Regions from separate parts of the Homo sapiens genome. Here region 1 is linked to region 2. The links are chromatin contacts, found by Hi-C or POLR2A ChIA-PET in ENCODE. All regions are on one chromosome and are shown on one strand. Each heading gives the region's core, a stretch centred on a gene start or an enhancer-like site at or near the end of the contact. The rest is flanking DNA. Distances are from core to core; before and after follow the strand shown.

Region 1 (7,636 bases), core at 874-3,373, 2.1 Mb after region 2:
CTACAGGCGCCCGCCACCGCGCCCGGCTAATTTTTTGTATTTTTAGTAGAGACGGGGTTTCACCTTGTTAGCCAGGATGGTCTCGATCTCCTGACCTCATGATCCACCCGCCTCGGCCTCCCAAAGTGCTGGGATTACAGGCGTGAGCCACCGCGCCGGGCCGAGATGGGGTTTCTTTATGTTGGTCAGGATGGTCTCTAACTCCCGACCTCAGGTGATCCACCCATCTCGGCCTCCCAAAGTGCTGGGATTACAGGCATGAGACACCATGCCTGGCTTTTTTTTTTTTTTTTTTGAGACAGGATCTTGCTCAGTTGCCCAGGCTGGAGTGCCATGGCACCATTACAGCTCACTACAGCCTCGAATTCTTGGACTCCAGCTACCCTCCTACCTCAGCCTCCCAAGTAGCCGGGACCACAAGCATTTGTCAATATGCCTGGCTAATTTTGTAATTTTGGTAGAGATAGGATCTCGCTATGTTGCCCAGGCTGGTCTGGAACTCCCAGTCTCCAGCGATCCTCCTGCCTCAGCCTCCCAAAGTGCTGGGATTACAGGCTTGAGCCTCTGCACCCAGCCACTGTGAAGTCTTTAGAAGGCTGCTGAGAGCCGATAGTAAGCACTCAGTCACTGCTAGACATTTTTGAGGTAGGTTGTATTATTCTCGTTTTACAGATGTAGAAACTGATCCTCTAAAAGGCTAAATACCTTGAGAGGTTATGTCACCTAATTAGGACATGGTGGGATGAGAATCCAAATCCTGAGCTCTTAAGCTTTTGTCCCCCAACAGCCCTTTATTCAGAAAATGAAACATTGGGTCGGGCACAGTGGTTTTCACCTGTAATCCCAACACTTTGGGAGGCTGAGGCTTGAGGTCAGGTACTCGAGACCAGTCTGGGCACCACAGTGAGACTGTTTCTACAAAAAAAATTTAGAAATCAGCTGGGTATGGTGGTGCACACCTATAGTCTCAGCTACTCAGAGCCCAGGATTTGGAGGCTCCAGTGAGCTATGATTGCACCACTGCACTCCAGTACAGCCTGGGCAACAGAGTGACACCTTGTCTCTAAAAAAGAAAGAAAAAGAAAATAGACATTGCTGAGCGACAGAAATCCCACCTTTCTAAACAGTCAGCAACCTCACTGGAGCTGATTTTTAATTCCTAAATCCAGCCTTGATAGTGACTTGGGCAACTCAACTCCCTCTCGGCCTGGGATTATACAACTCTATGTCAGGAGATGGGAAGCGGGGAGACTGGGTGTCTTTATTCCATTTCTGACATCTTTCAGGACTGATGATGGGGGAGGGCCCTGGCCCTGGCTGGCAGCCACTGTTCGATTCAGTTATCATCATCAGGACCGTGGGAGGGAAGGGTATTGGAGCAGAGGACCTTGAAGGGCGCACAGGAGGCTGATGGGGCTGTAACACCTGGGGCATGAGGGCAGCGGAGGTTGGACAGGCAGGTTGGGACCTAGCTGTGGAGGGCCTGGGATACCAAAGAGAGGCAGGACCTGGCCTCAGTGTCGCCAGGACACCAGATCTGCCCCCTCCCTCACTGTTGCACCATGGCTCCCGCGTGTAAAGTGATGGAACCCGTCAGACCCAGGTAGCCACCAGAAACCGCCCAGCTGTTGTGTGCATCGGGGGCCAGGAGTTTCCTCTTCTGCAATCTGGGAACAACGCAGACCTCCCAGGGCTGTTTTCAGAAGCAGAGATGTGTAGGTAAGAAAGGATAGCCAACCAGTACGGGCCGGGACACGAGAGATCACGTCATTATTCAGATGGAGAAACTGAAGGGCAGGCGTGGGACCAAGGGCCCACCACGAGCCCAAGGCTCCATCCTCCCAAGCACGTAACAAAGGTGGAGGCGGAAGACGGAGGAGAGAGAAGCGGGTGAAGTTGGGAGATAAAAGCTCCCCAGTGGCTGGAGGGCGGGATCTGCAACAAATGAAGCCCCGGGGCCGCTAAGCGGGCCGATTTCGGGGCAGGGACCCAGGCCCTAGCAACAGTCCGACCATTGGCGGAGCGGGGACACGCTGGCCTGTGATTGGCTCTTGCCATGCCCGAGGGGAAGGCGGCCGCCCCCGGGGCGGGGCTACATACACAGCCGTGGTCCCGCCCGGCCCACATCCGGGCTTCCGCGTAGTCCGGGCGCCCTGGCCTCTGCACCGTCCTAGAAACCTGTCTTACGTCGAGGAACCCGGGGGACAGAGGCGCGCCAGTGCACGCCGGGGCCAGGGACGAACGGCTCGCCAATGCAAAGGAGGCCCCTCGGGGAGACGGCAGGCAGCAAAAGGCTTCCTTGGCCGGGGGTCTGGGCGTTTGGGGAGGGGAGGTGCTCAGAGATAGGGCCGAGGATGGAGCTCCCAGGTGGGTTGGAGGCGGGGGTGGCTGGGCTCGAGGACGCTGTTGGAGTCCGGGGTCTGGAAGAGGCGATCCCCGGGAAAGCCAGCTTCAGAGCCGGGAAGGGTCGGCAGGGGACCTACTGCAAGAGCCCCCAGGTTGGGGTAGGGAGGGGGCCCAGACCTGGGCCGGGAGGGATGCTGAATCCCCCGACCTAGCTCTGGGGCTTTGCAAACCAGCATCACTGCAGCATTTTGTGGCTCAAGGAATGGGGCAGGGCGGCCAGACCAGCTGTGGCTGGTGCGTGCGTGAGGCCCTGAGGGATGCGGCCAATGCTATTTTGCTGTTTTGTACTTACTCAGTTTCATTTTGGCTCTGTCGCCACTAGGCGAAAGAAATCGAAGTGCTAACATACCACGGGGAGCAATGATTATTACTCAATGTGGCCCCGCCCCAGCAGCGGGAGGTGGCATCTGTTTGACCTTGGAGACTTGGACGGTATTTAGGGAGATTACATGAAAAAAAGACTCACCCCACAATGCTTGCAGTCAGCTACAAGCTGCCTTGTCCTTCATACCTTTTAGCCTTTATTTCCTGAGTCTATCTTGTCTGTTTCTAATGTAGTCTCCTGATTTAGGGCAAGAGAATATTTCTCACTCTTGGTCTGCCCACTACCCACAATCCTTGTCCGAGGATTTACTCGGCAAACTTAGCAGGCAAAACCCCTTGTCAACTTAACACTAAAAAATACCGTCTCTTGGAAGGCAGTCTGCTTTGATAAACCTAATGGAATAAAAAGTGAGTTTGCTATCTGGCTTTAAAGAACATAACCCAGCTGGGCATGGTGGCTCACACCTGTAATCCCAACACTTTGGGAGACCGAGGCAGGAGGATCGCTTAAGCCCAGGCGTTCAAGACCAGCCTGGGCAACATAGTATAGTAAAACCCAGTCTCTACAAAAAGAATTTAAAAATTAGCCAGGCCAGATAGCCCAGCTACTTGGGACGCTGAAACAGGATTGCTTTGAGTCCAGCAGGTGGAGGCTGCAGTGAGCTATGACTGCACCACTGCACTCCAGCCTGGTCAACAGAGCGAGATCCTGTCTCAAAACAAAACAAAAAAACTGACAACCAATGAAACCTCATCTCTAAAATCTGGCTTCAGGTTAAGTGAGTAAAAAGAGGCTTTCTTGTGGCCAGGCACGGTGGCTTATGCCTGGTAATCCCAGCACTTTGGGAGGCCAAGGCGGGCGGATCACGAGGTCAGGAGTTCAAGACCAGCCTGGCCAACATAGTGAAACCCTGTTTCTACTAAAAATACAAAAAAATTAGCCAGGCATGGTGGTGGATGCCTGTAATCCCAGCTACTCGGGAGGCTGAGGCAGGAGAATCAACGTGAACCCAGGAGGCGGAGGTTGCAGTGAGCTGGTATCACGCCATTGCACTCCAACCCCGGGCAATAGTGCGAGACTCCGTCTCAAAAAAAAAAAAGGCTTTCATTTATCTTCTCAGCTCCTACAAGCCAATGAGTGGTAGGGTAATTTGCCGACCACAGTGGGAAGAACTAATTTAACACCAAGATTGTGATTCCCCTAGTGTAGATCCAGTATGAAAGAAGTGTCTCAGGCATGCTTCTGGTTCCTGAGTTAACTCTAGTGAATAAGGTGGGCTGTGCTGTCTCCCCACCTCCCCCAGGCATAGGGGCAGAACAGCTGCAGACCACCAGGACCCAGTGGGCCAAGTGAGGATGTGAGTCAAAGCCAGTGCTTATTAAACCACCTAATACTGTACTTTTCCCATCCAGGGGAGGCAGGAGAGGATTGAGGAGGCAAATCCCCGAGCCCAGAAGACTCCAGTCAGAAAACAAGATGGTCCCCATGGGTAGTGGCCAATCCCTCTGGCCTTTCAGAGCAGTGGCTTTGGCCTTGTCCGCTTAGGTAACAGGCTCTGCTGCTGGTAGTTGCTTAAGAGCACAGAGTAGCCGGGCGTGGTGGCTCACGCCTGTAATCCCAGCACTTTGGGAGGCCGAGGTGGGTGGATCACAAGGTCAGGAGATCGAGACCATCCTGGCTAACATGGTGCAATCCCGTCTCTACTAAAAATACAAAAAATTAGCCGAGCGTGGTGGTGGGTGCCTGTAGTCCCAGCTACTTGGGAGGCTGAGGCAGGAGAATGGTGTGAACCCAGGAGGCGGAGCTTGCCGAGAGCCAAGATCGCACCACTGCACTCCAGCCTGGGTGACACAGCGAGACTCCATCTCAAAAAAAAAACAAAAAAAAAAAAACACAGAGTGAACCAGTGAGAAGGTTAAATGGAGGAGAAAGCAAAGTTCTTAAGACAAAAAAAGTACCCCAACAAGGGCAGGAAACAAGCTAAATGACATAGGCACAGACAACTGGACAAACCCAGAACGTGGGGCCTTGAGACTGTCAAGTAGCCTGGTCTCAAGCCATTATCAGGCCCAGGCGTGGTGGCTCATGCCCATTAATTCTAACACTTTGGGAGGCCAAGGTGAGAGGATCACTTGAGGCCAGAAATTCAGGAACAGCCTAGACAACATACCCATCTTTACAAAAAATAAAAATAGATTTATTGGAAGGCCATGTTGAAAAAAAAAAAAGAAAAAAATTAGCCGGAAGTGGTAGTGCAGCCCTGTGGTCCCAGCTACTCGGGAGACTGAGTTGGGAGGACTGTTTGAGTCCATGAGTTGGAGGCTGCAGTGAGCTCTGATTGTCCAAAGCACTCCAACCAGGGCAACTGAGACCCTGTCTCTTAAAAAAAAAAAAAAATAGGCAAAGAAATCTAATATTGAAATGCAATTAATGAATTTTAATTGGAGTCTAGGTGGTGCGGGAGGGGGATTGGAAAAAGCTATCAAATGCATTCTGAGGACAATTTGGAGAAATTTGCATATGGGCTGATATTAGGGAATTATTAATTGGGTGATAACAGTATGGCGGTTATATTAGAGAATGTCCTTTTTTTTTTTTTTTTTTGAGACAGGGTCTCACGGTTGCCCAGGTTGGAGTGCAGTGGCGTGATGTCAGCTCACTGCAACCTCTGCCTCCTGGGTTTAAGCAATTCTTGTGTCTCAGCTTCCCAAGTAGCTGGGACTACAGGCACGAGCCACCACACCCAGTTAATTTTTTTGTATTTTTAGCAGAGACAGGGTTTCGCCATGTTGGCCAGGCTGGTCTCGAACTGCTGACCTCAGGTGATCCGCCCGCCTCGGCCTCCCAAAGTGGTGGGATTACAGGCGTGAGCCACTGCGCCTGGCCGAGAATGTCCTTTTTGTAAGGAGAAATATGAACATTGGGAGTAAAATGCCAACAGTGACTTTCAAGGTTCCACAACCCATAGAGGAATTTATCTGCCATATCAAGGAGTGGGTCTGTAGCCAATCACTGTAACGTTCTTTTCAATTTTTGTGTTTGGGATTCAAGTGCCCCAATACCACCTAACTACCCTTTAAATGGAATTAAATATTCTAATTCAAGATATCTGTTTTGGGACCACCAAATTTCAACTATCTATATTTAAAATCACAAGGCCAGAGTCACATCAGTGCTCAAAGGCAGCAAAAATCCTATTTCAAGCTCAACCAAATTAGAAGAATGGATGGCAGTAGTTACCTCTAAGAATGGCAATTAATGGGTGATCAGGTAATGGGCATGCTGGGAAGAGTTTCTGATAAACCAGGGGTCTGCAAACTACTGGCCAGAGGGTAAATATGTCAAGCATTGTGGGCTGTATACGGCCGCCTCACACTTTTGTAACGTGTGTGCACTGCCAATTCAAAAAATAAAAACCAGCTGGGCACAGTGGCTCATGTCTGTAATCCCAGCACTTTGGGAGGCTGAGATGGGAGGATTGCCTGAGGCCAGGAGTTCAAGACCAGCCTGGGCAGTATAGCAAGACCTCAATTCTACAAACAATCCAAAAATTAGCCAGGTGTGTGTGGTGGTGGTACGCACCTATGGTCCCGGCGACTCAGAAGGCTGAGATAGGAGGATCATTTGAGCCCAGGAGGTAGAAGCTGCAGTGAGTTGTGATCATGCCACTGCATTCCAGCCTGTGCAAGAGTGAGATTCTGTCTTTCCAAAAAAAAAAAAAAAAGGCCCCAAGTCATAGTGTTCCTCAAATTCCTACGGCCTTTCCTCTCCAATACTCTGGATAACAGGATAACAGAGTGCCACGTGAGTCCCTTACATAACCTGAGATGTCTTGACTCATTGTCTTGCCAGTGTGATCCAGCTACTCTCACCCTAACTCCTCACTGACCACAGCGCTGTGTGGTTAATGAGAGGTACAGCTTGTGGCCATTCAGATTCAACCACGTTTATCCACATCAGAGTTGGAAAATTCAAACCAGTGGGCTAATTAGCAAGCTGGTATGCCACATGTTAATGTTCTGATTAGGCTGGTGACCACTGATTGTCAACTCCTAGAACAGGGTTACCCAGCTAGTGCTCAGAAGGTTGTTTCTCTGAGTAGGCTTTGGGAACTGTGCACCCAGGAGGGAGGTGCCATTCTTAGCCACTCAAATCACCCAGTGAATCAACATGCAGTTTCAGCTGACCAGAGCAGAGGCCAACGCATGTGGTCATCACACATAAATAGAGTGGAGGAAAACTGCTTTCATGCTTTGCTGTACTAGAAGGTCCCACTGAATTACATTTATGGCCTCTCCACTCTACCCCTGACCTGAAGTTCTTGGAATGGAGACCTCTGATGTTTCACACTGTTATTTTTAATCACCTTTCGGACAAAGTATCAGTTTTTGTTTGTTTTTGAGATGGAGTCTTGCTCTGTTGCCCAGGCTGGAGTGCAGTGGCAGGATCTTGGTTCACTACAATCTATCTTCTGGTTCAAGCGATTCTCCTGCCTCAGCCTCCCAAGTAGCTGGGATAAAAGGCGCGTGCTATCATGCCCGGCTAATTTTTGCATTTTTAGTAGAGACAGGGTTTCACCATGTTAGCCAGGCTGATCTTGAACTACTGGCCTCAGGTGATCCGCCTGCCTCGGTGTCCCAAAATGCTGGGATTACAGGTATGAACCACCACACCTGGCCTAGTATCGGTTATTTTTAAAATTCTAGAATGCACTAAAAAAGAGGCAAAAAAGACCTTTACCACTGGTGCCTGATCTACAGACTGATTTAATTCATGTAGTATGAGGTCTTTTTTGTTTATTGTATTTGAGACAAGGTCTTGCTCTGTCTCCCAGGCTGGAATTCAGTGGCGTGATCATAGCTCACTACAGCCTCAACCTCTTGGGCTCAAGCAATCCTTCCACCT
Region 2 (7,218 bases), core at 1,214-3,713:
AAATACAAAAAAAATTAGCCAGGCATGGTGGCGGGCGCCTGTAGTCCCAGTTACTCCGGAGGCTGAGGCAGGAGAATGGCGTGAACCCAGCAGGCAGAGCTTGCAGAGAGGCCAGATTACGCCAATGCGCTCCAGCCTGGGCGACAGAGGGAGGCTCCATCTCAAAAAAAAAAAAAAAAAAAAAAAAAAAGGCCAGGTGTGGTGGCTCACGCCTGTAATCCCAGCACTTTGGGAGGCCGAGGCGGGAGGATCATGAGGTCAGGAGATTGAGACCATCCTGGCTAACACGGTGAAACCCCGTCTCTACTAAAAATACAAAAAATTAGCTGGGTGTGGTGGTGGGCACCTGTAGTCCCAGCTACTGGGGAGGCTGAGGCAGGAGAATGGCATGAACCCGGGAGGCGGAGCTTGCAGTGAGCGGAGATCGCACCACTGCACTCCAGCCTGGGCGACAGAGCGAGACTCTGTCTCAAAAAAAAAAAAAGCCACTCACCTCTAGCCTGCTCACGGTGTCTTCATTCCCGACAATTTCATTCAGCTTTACTGGCCTATATTTTTCAACCCTGTTAAGAAAATGCATAAAAATGCTGACATGGTTATCTTCACACTACCCCACAAAAAGCACCTAAGGGTTATCCTGAGAGCTTTGTTAAAAAATTACATACATTCAGTACAACTATGCCAAATGGTTGCAAGTTTTAAATGTAATAAGATGACAGCCAGGCGCAGTGGCTCACACCTGTAATCCTAGCACTTTGTGAGGCTGAGGCGGGTGGATCAATTGAGGTCAGGAGTTTGAGCCCAGTCTGGCCAACATGGTGAAACCTCATCTCTACTTAAAATACAAAAATTAGCTGGATGTGGTGGTGTGCGTCTGTAATCCCAGCTACTTGGGAGGCTAAGGCACAGTAGCTCGAACCTGGGAGGCAGAAGTTGCAGTGAGCTGAGATCATGCATGCCACTATACTCCAGCCCGGGCTACAGAGTGAGACTCTGTTTCAAAAATAAATAATAAATAAATAAAATGTAATAAGATGCCCAAGTGCCATTTGAAAAGTTAAAGGCATGAGAATTGTACAGCATAGGCTTCAAACCTGCCACAGCAGAGAAACACCTGTTGCTGCTGGAGCACGGCCAGCACAGGTCATCTGGAGCAATGTGACACTGTGCTGCAACCCTGTCCGCCCGTCACAAGAGGCCCAGCACATACAGCACTGACATCATTTGGTGTGACAACATGGGTGCAACCAAGCTCCTTTCTCATCCCTTACCTGCCAGTTTCTTTTCTTTTTTTTTTTTTTGGAGACAGAGTTTTGCTCTTGTTGCCCAGGCTGGAGTGCAATGGTGCGATCTTGGGTCACTACCAACCTCAGGTGATCTGCCCACCTCAGCCTCCCAAAGTGCTGGGATTACTGGCGTGAGCCACCATGCCAGGCAAGGATTACCTGCCAGTTTCTGCAGACGTGTGCCAAATACACAGCATAGCTGGCTAGACACCGTAGGCCTAGGCTGGGTACAGTGGCTCATGCCTGTAATCCCAGCACTTTGGGAAGGCGAGGCGGACGGATCACTTGAGATCAGGACTTCGAGACCAGCCTGGCCAACATGGTGAAACCCAGCCTCTACTAAAAACACAAAATTAGCAGGGTGTGATGGTACATGCCTGTAATCCCAGCTACTAGGAAGGCTGAGGCAGAATTGATTGAACCAGGGAGATGCAGGTTGTAGTGAGCAGAAATCACACCACTGCACTCCAGCCTGTGTGACAAAGTGTGACTCCATCTAAAAAAAAAAAATTAACTGGGCATGGTGGTGCGTGCCTGTAGTCCCATCTACTTAGGAGGCTGAGGCAGGGGGATCACTTGAGCCAAGGAGCTGGACATCAGCCTGGGCAACACAGCAAAACCCCCGTCTTGATTTTTTTAAAAAAATTTCAAATGTAAATGTTATTGAACCTAACAGTCAAAATATTATTTTCAACATGTAATCGATATTTTTTTTAAAAGATTGAAGTTTTTGAAAACACTAGGTCATACACTACTATACACAAAAACTTTTGAAAAAACCAACTAGGTCAGAGTAGGTGGCCACCCGGGGTAGCCCTAATTGTCATAAGCATTGTAGTGAGCGAGACTCCGCTCGCAGAGTTTAGACCGGCCACTCTCGATCCATGTCCGTCGCCTTCTTGAAATCATCTCGATGCCACCCGGGGCCTCCTCCTCCCTCGGGATTCCCCAAAACGAGCCCCTGACCCCCGAGTTTCTCCGGAGCACGGCCCGCCACTCGCCCACCCTCACGTCCAAACGCGCCCATTCTTTACGGCCTGGGACCTCACCACGGCAGTTCGTAGTGGCCGGCGCTGCCGGGGGCCTTGCTGAAGGCAGGGGCAGGGTCAGAGTCCTGGGCCTCCACCTCGCCCGCGCCACCACAGACGGCCTCCACCTCCATTCTCGCGCCTCCTCTTCCCGCCACCCGAGGCACCGCCCCTTGACGCCGCCACGCAAGCCCCGCCCCCTGGCTTCCGCCGGGCGCGAGCGGAAGTTACGTACCCGCGCCTCTCTGTGCCTGCGAAGAGGGTTCCGGTGGTGCCCTGGCGGCCATCGCTGGAGGCCGCGGTTGCTATGGGAGACCTGGCGCCCGGCCTGGGAGCGACAGGAAGGCGAGCTGTGGCCGCGACGCCTTCCGAGAAAGCAGGTCGCTCTCGGAACGGACGTTTGTGTGTGGTTTCTGTGGAAGATCCGCTCCGCGGCGGCGTGGGAGGAGCAGGGCCTGGAGGGGTTGCGGCCAAACGCGGGCTTCGGTGTTGGGACACGGACAACGCTGGCGTCCGGGCGCTGCTGGGCAGCGGGGTCCGGGGATGACGTCTGGGGCTGCCCGTGCCCACTTTTCCAGATTGCTCTGAATGTCCTAGTGAGCTGCTCCCGTTGGGTAGGCTCCTGCGCCTCAACCGCGCTCGGTACTCGACGTTTATTATCAGGGAATTCTCGGCTGCAAGATGGGAATTCCACCCCCACCCCATTTTGCAGAGGAGGAAACTGAAACCGTCCTTTTGTCAGATGAAATGCAATGTTCATTCCAGGAAAATAGGGACTCAAGGCCGGTGCGGTGGCTCACCCCTCTAATCCCAGCACTTTGGGGGACAGAGACCGGAAGAGCGATTAAGCCCAGGAGTTCGAGACCAGCCTGGGCAACAAAGTGAGATCCCCGTCTCTACAAAAATAAAAATTAAAAAAGTAGCCGGGCGTGGTGGCGCGCACCTGCAGTTCCAGCTACTCAGGAAGCTGAGGCGGAGGAGTGCTTGAGCCCAGGAGGTGCAGGCTGCAGTGATCTCTGATCACACCACTGCACTCCAACCTGGTCTGCAGCAAGACCCTGTCTCAAAAAAGAAAAAGTAAATACTTCAACCTTGCAAGGGTTTTGAGCATTCTTATGGGCTGTTTTTCTACCCAATCTTTCCTCCCATAGCCCAAATTGTCATAATATTCAATAATGATGATCCCAGAACTTTGGGAGGCTAAGGTGGGAGGATCCCTCAAGCCGAGGAGTTTGAGACCAGCCTGGGCAACATGGTGAGACCCCATCTCTACAAAAAAAATTTTTTAAATTATCCAGTTGTGGTGGTACGCGACAGTAGTCCCAGTTACTCGGGAGGCTGAGGCAGGAGAATCGGTTGAGCCCATGAGGTTGAAGCCACAGTGAACCATGATCAAGTCAATGTACTCCAGCCCCGGGGGACAGAGTGAAATCCTGTTTCTAAAAAAATAAGAAGAAAAGAAAGTAGGTACTTCAGATTCACAAGTGCTTTGACCATTCTTTGTTTTGTTTCTTGTTTTTTGTTTTTGAGATGGAGTCTCACTCTGTCACCCAGACTGGAGTACAGTGGTGTGATCTCAGCTCACTGCAATGTCAGGCTCCCAGGTTCAAGTGATTCTCCTGCCTCAACCTCCCGAGTAGCTGGGACTACAAGCGTGTGCCACCACACCTGGCTAATACTTGTATTTTCAGTAGAGATGGGGTTTCGCCACGTTGACCAGGCTGGTCTCAAACTCCTGACTTCAAGTGATCCGCTTGCCTCAGCCTCCCAAAGTGCTGGGATTACAGGTGTGAGCCACCGCGTCTGGCCAAGCAGTTGGTTTTAACGATAGTATTAACGTATACAGATTCACAACTTAACACAGTGTTTTTCTTTCCATGTAATTTGGAAAAAATGTTTGAATTGGCCATCTCTCCCCTATTCCCCCTTTAAACTGATGGAGCGGTCTTGTCTGTTTTTTCAATCATTATTCACAGGTCTTTTATTTTTCCGGAGGAGAAAATACACACTCCTCTTGAAATATACACTTTTCTTGAAATGTCTCCGCGGTTTTTCCATAGGATTGTTCCTTTGTAATCTTCATGTTTTCCTTGTAATCACTATGACACACATCCCTCCCATCACATAACACAGTTTAGAAACTAATTTTTAATAAGTACAGAACACGGTTCCTTTCATAATTCTCCAAAAACCCCCACTCTACAGGAGGCCTTTTGGCGCTGCTAGGGCTCTCCTCTAACTGATGGAATGCCAGGAGAACCAGAGATGGAGGTGACTCTTAGGGCAAAGCTGCACTGTCAGGACATTTCTTTTTTTTAGACTGAGCCTTTTGTGACCTATTGGACTTGGGCCCAAACAGAGCTCAGAACTTAAAAACTCCAGCCGCTCCCCTGGGACTGAAAAACAGCAATGTTGGGGAACCAGGGAGTGCTGGGGAAACCACAGGCTCTTGTGAAAGGGCATAGAGTAGCCACGGAGAATTCCTCCCAGCAAATCCTTCAAATCTCAGGAAATTAAATACACACTGAGGCTAAGCTCCCAGACTGTCATCACAAGAGGGCAAGGCAGTTATACACCAAGAGGAAGCATGTAGAAAGGAAATAAAATTGAAACCAAAATCCTCTTTCCCCAAATCCAGAGGCTTCCAATCAAATTGTCAGAGAAGTCAGGCAACACATCTTAGTTTGAATGACACCTTGACTTTCACCGTTAGCTTACTTCCTGAGTTATGTTGCAGGATGTAAGGCTGAAAATCTGCTGGCGTGCCAAGATCAGGACTACAGGATAGCCTGGTTTTCTCTCTGCCCACTCCAGCCTCCATTGGCCCAGAATGTCATGCACACTTGATGCTGTTTGCCTTGTTTACATTGAATTTTAAAAGTTCATTATCTTAGTCTGGGCCTGGTGGCTCATGCCAGTAATCTCAGCACTTTGGGAGGCCCAGGCGGGAGGATCGCTTGAGACCAGGCGTTTGAGCCCAACCTGGGCAATGTAGCAAGACTCCTATCTCTATAAAAAAAAGAAAATTTAGGCCAGGTCGGTGGCTCACGCCTGTAATCCCAGCACTGTGGGAGGCCGAGGAGGGCCGATCACGAGGTCAGGAGTTCAAGACCAGCCTGGCCAGCATGGTGAAACCCCATCTGTAGTAAAAATACAAAAATTAGCTGGGCAACAAGAGCGAAACTCCATCTCAAAAAAAAAAAAAGAAAATTTATTATTTGTTTTCAAGTGGATTTCTTTGTGATTTTAAGCTATTTTTTGTTTTTGTTTTTATTTTTTTTTTATTTTGAGATGGAGTTTCGATCTTGTTACCCAGGCTGGAGTACAATGGCATGATCTCGGCTCACTGCAACTTCCGCATCCCGGGCTCAAGCAATTCTTCTGGCTCATCCTCCCATGTAGCTGGGATTACAGGCATGTGCCACCACACCCAGCTAATTTTGTATTTTTAGTAGAGACGGTGTTTCACCATGTTGGTCAGGCTGGTCTCAAACTCCCGACCTCAGGTGATCCGCCCACCTCAGCCTCCCAAAGTGCTGGGATTACAGGCGTGAGCCACCATGCCCAGCCTTTATTTATTTTTTGAGATGGGGTCTCACTCCGTCACCCAGGCTGGAGCACAGTGGCATGATATCGGCTCACTGCAACTTCTGCCTCCTAGGTTGAATAGATTTTCCTGTCTCAGCCTCCAGAGTAGCTGGGATTACAGGTGCATGCCACCATGCCCGGCTAATTTTTGTATTTTTAGTAGAGACAGGGTTTCACCATGTTGGCCAGGCTGGTCTCGAACTCCTGGGCTCAAGTGATCCACCTACCTCTGCCTCCCATAGTGCTGGGATTACAGGTGGGAGCCATCGCACCTGACTAATTTTTGTTTTTAAATGGTGATGCTATCATTTAAATAAGTGTTTCAGGCACTGCGGTCTTCCATCCCATTTATAGTTTTTCTTTTTTCTTTTTTTTGAGACGGAGTCTTGCTCTGTCACCCAGCGTGGAGTGCAGTGGTGCGATCTCGGCTCACTGCAAGCTCCACCTCCCGGGTTCATGCCATTCTCATGCCTCAGCCTTCCGAGTAGTTGGGACTACAGGCGCCTGCCACCACGACTGGCTAATTTTTTTTTTTTTTTTTTTTTGTATTTTTAGTAGAGATGGGGTTTCACCATGTTAGACAGGATGGTCTCGATCTCCTGACCTTGTGATCCACCCGCCTCGGCCTCCCAAAGTGCTGGGATTACAGGCGTGAGCCACTGCGCCCAGCCCCATTTATGGTTTTTCTAACATTTTCGTTAGCATTTTTAAAATTAGGTGCCCTGCTCATCTTCTCTGTGTCGTTCCAGTTTTAGTCTGTGCACTGCCGAAGCGAGCACTTTGTAGCATTTTCAATATTGAGAGGCACAGTGTGTACAGAAAAAACATTTCCTAGATATATCTACAGTATAAGGGTGTCTCATCTGGGTAAAATTTGTCCCCGGGTATTGCTCTGATTAGATTTATGGAATTCAGAAGCTGGTTGGAAATCATGTAAGCAGCACGTTTTCTGCCTTTAACAAATATTGACTGAGTGCCTAGAGCGGCTGGGAGGGGCACAGGAGCTTCCATTGTAGGGAGGGAAACTGACAGCAAGCGGCCAATGTTATGTTTATTTCAATGTAATTATGGGTCGGGTGCAGTGGCTCACGCCTGTAATCTCAGCACTTTGGGAGGCTGAGGCGGCCAGATCACCTGAGGTCGGGAGTTCGAGACCAGCCCAACCAACATGGAGAAACCCCATCTCTATTGCAAACACCAAATTAGCAGGGCGTGGTGGCGCATACCTGTAATCCCAGCTACTTGGGAGGCTGAGGCAGGAGAATTGTTTGAACCCGGGAGGCAGAGGTTGCAGTGAGCTGAGATTGTGCCACTGC

What was found. Hi-C counts contacts between places; a loop is a spot of excess contacts on that map. ChIA-PET counts read pairs that join two places held with the same protein, here RNA polymerase II (POLR2A). Pooled maps may share reads with other maps.
Region 1: a loop to region 2 is called in a map with no recorded cell type, with 13 times the contacts of the local background. The contact joins the promoter of FPASL here to the promoter of RFC2 in region 2. A Hi-C loop is called at or near these places in 1 of 37 single-sample maps with no recorded cell type and 5 of 50 pooled maps. POLR2A ChIA-PET finds 5 or more read pairs at or near these places in 1 of 52 experiments (naive thymus-derived CD8-positive, alpha-beta T cell).

The regions. Positions count from the first base shown.
Region 1 is chr7:76,316,124-76,323,759 of GRCh38, forward strand. It overlaps FPASL (fibroblast proliferation associated lncRNA), which reads left to right and starts at 2,124. Exons shown (of 2, transcript NR_186616.1): 1 at 2,124-4,324; 2 at 5,596-6,163. RefSeq lists enhancers at 994-1,990, 1,463-1,642, 1,991-2,987 and a silencer at 1,923-2,162.
Region 2 is chr7:74,251,936-74,259,153 of GRCh38, forward strand. RFC2 (replication factor C subunit 2) reads right to left here and starts at 2,464. Exons shown (of 11, transcript NM_181471.3): 1 at 2,336-2,464; 2 at 494-563. The coding sequence starts at 2,448. RefSeq lists enhancers at 1,496-2,098, 2,099-2,701, 2,138-2,367, 2,702-3,304, 2,778-2,857 and 3 more and a silencer at 2,418-2,537.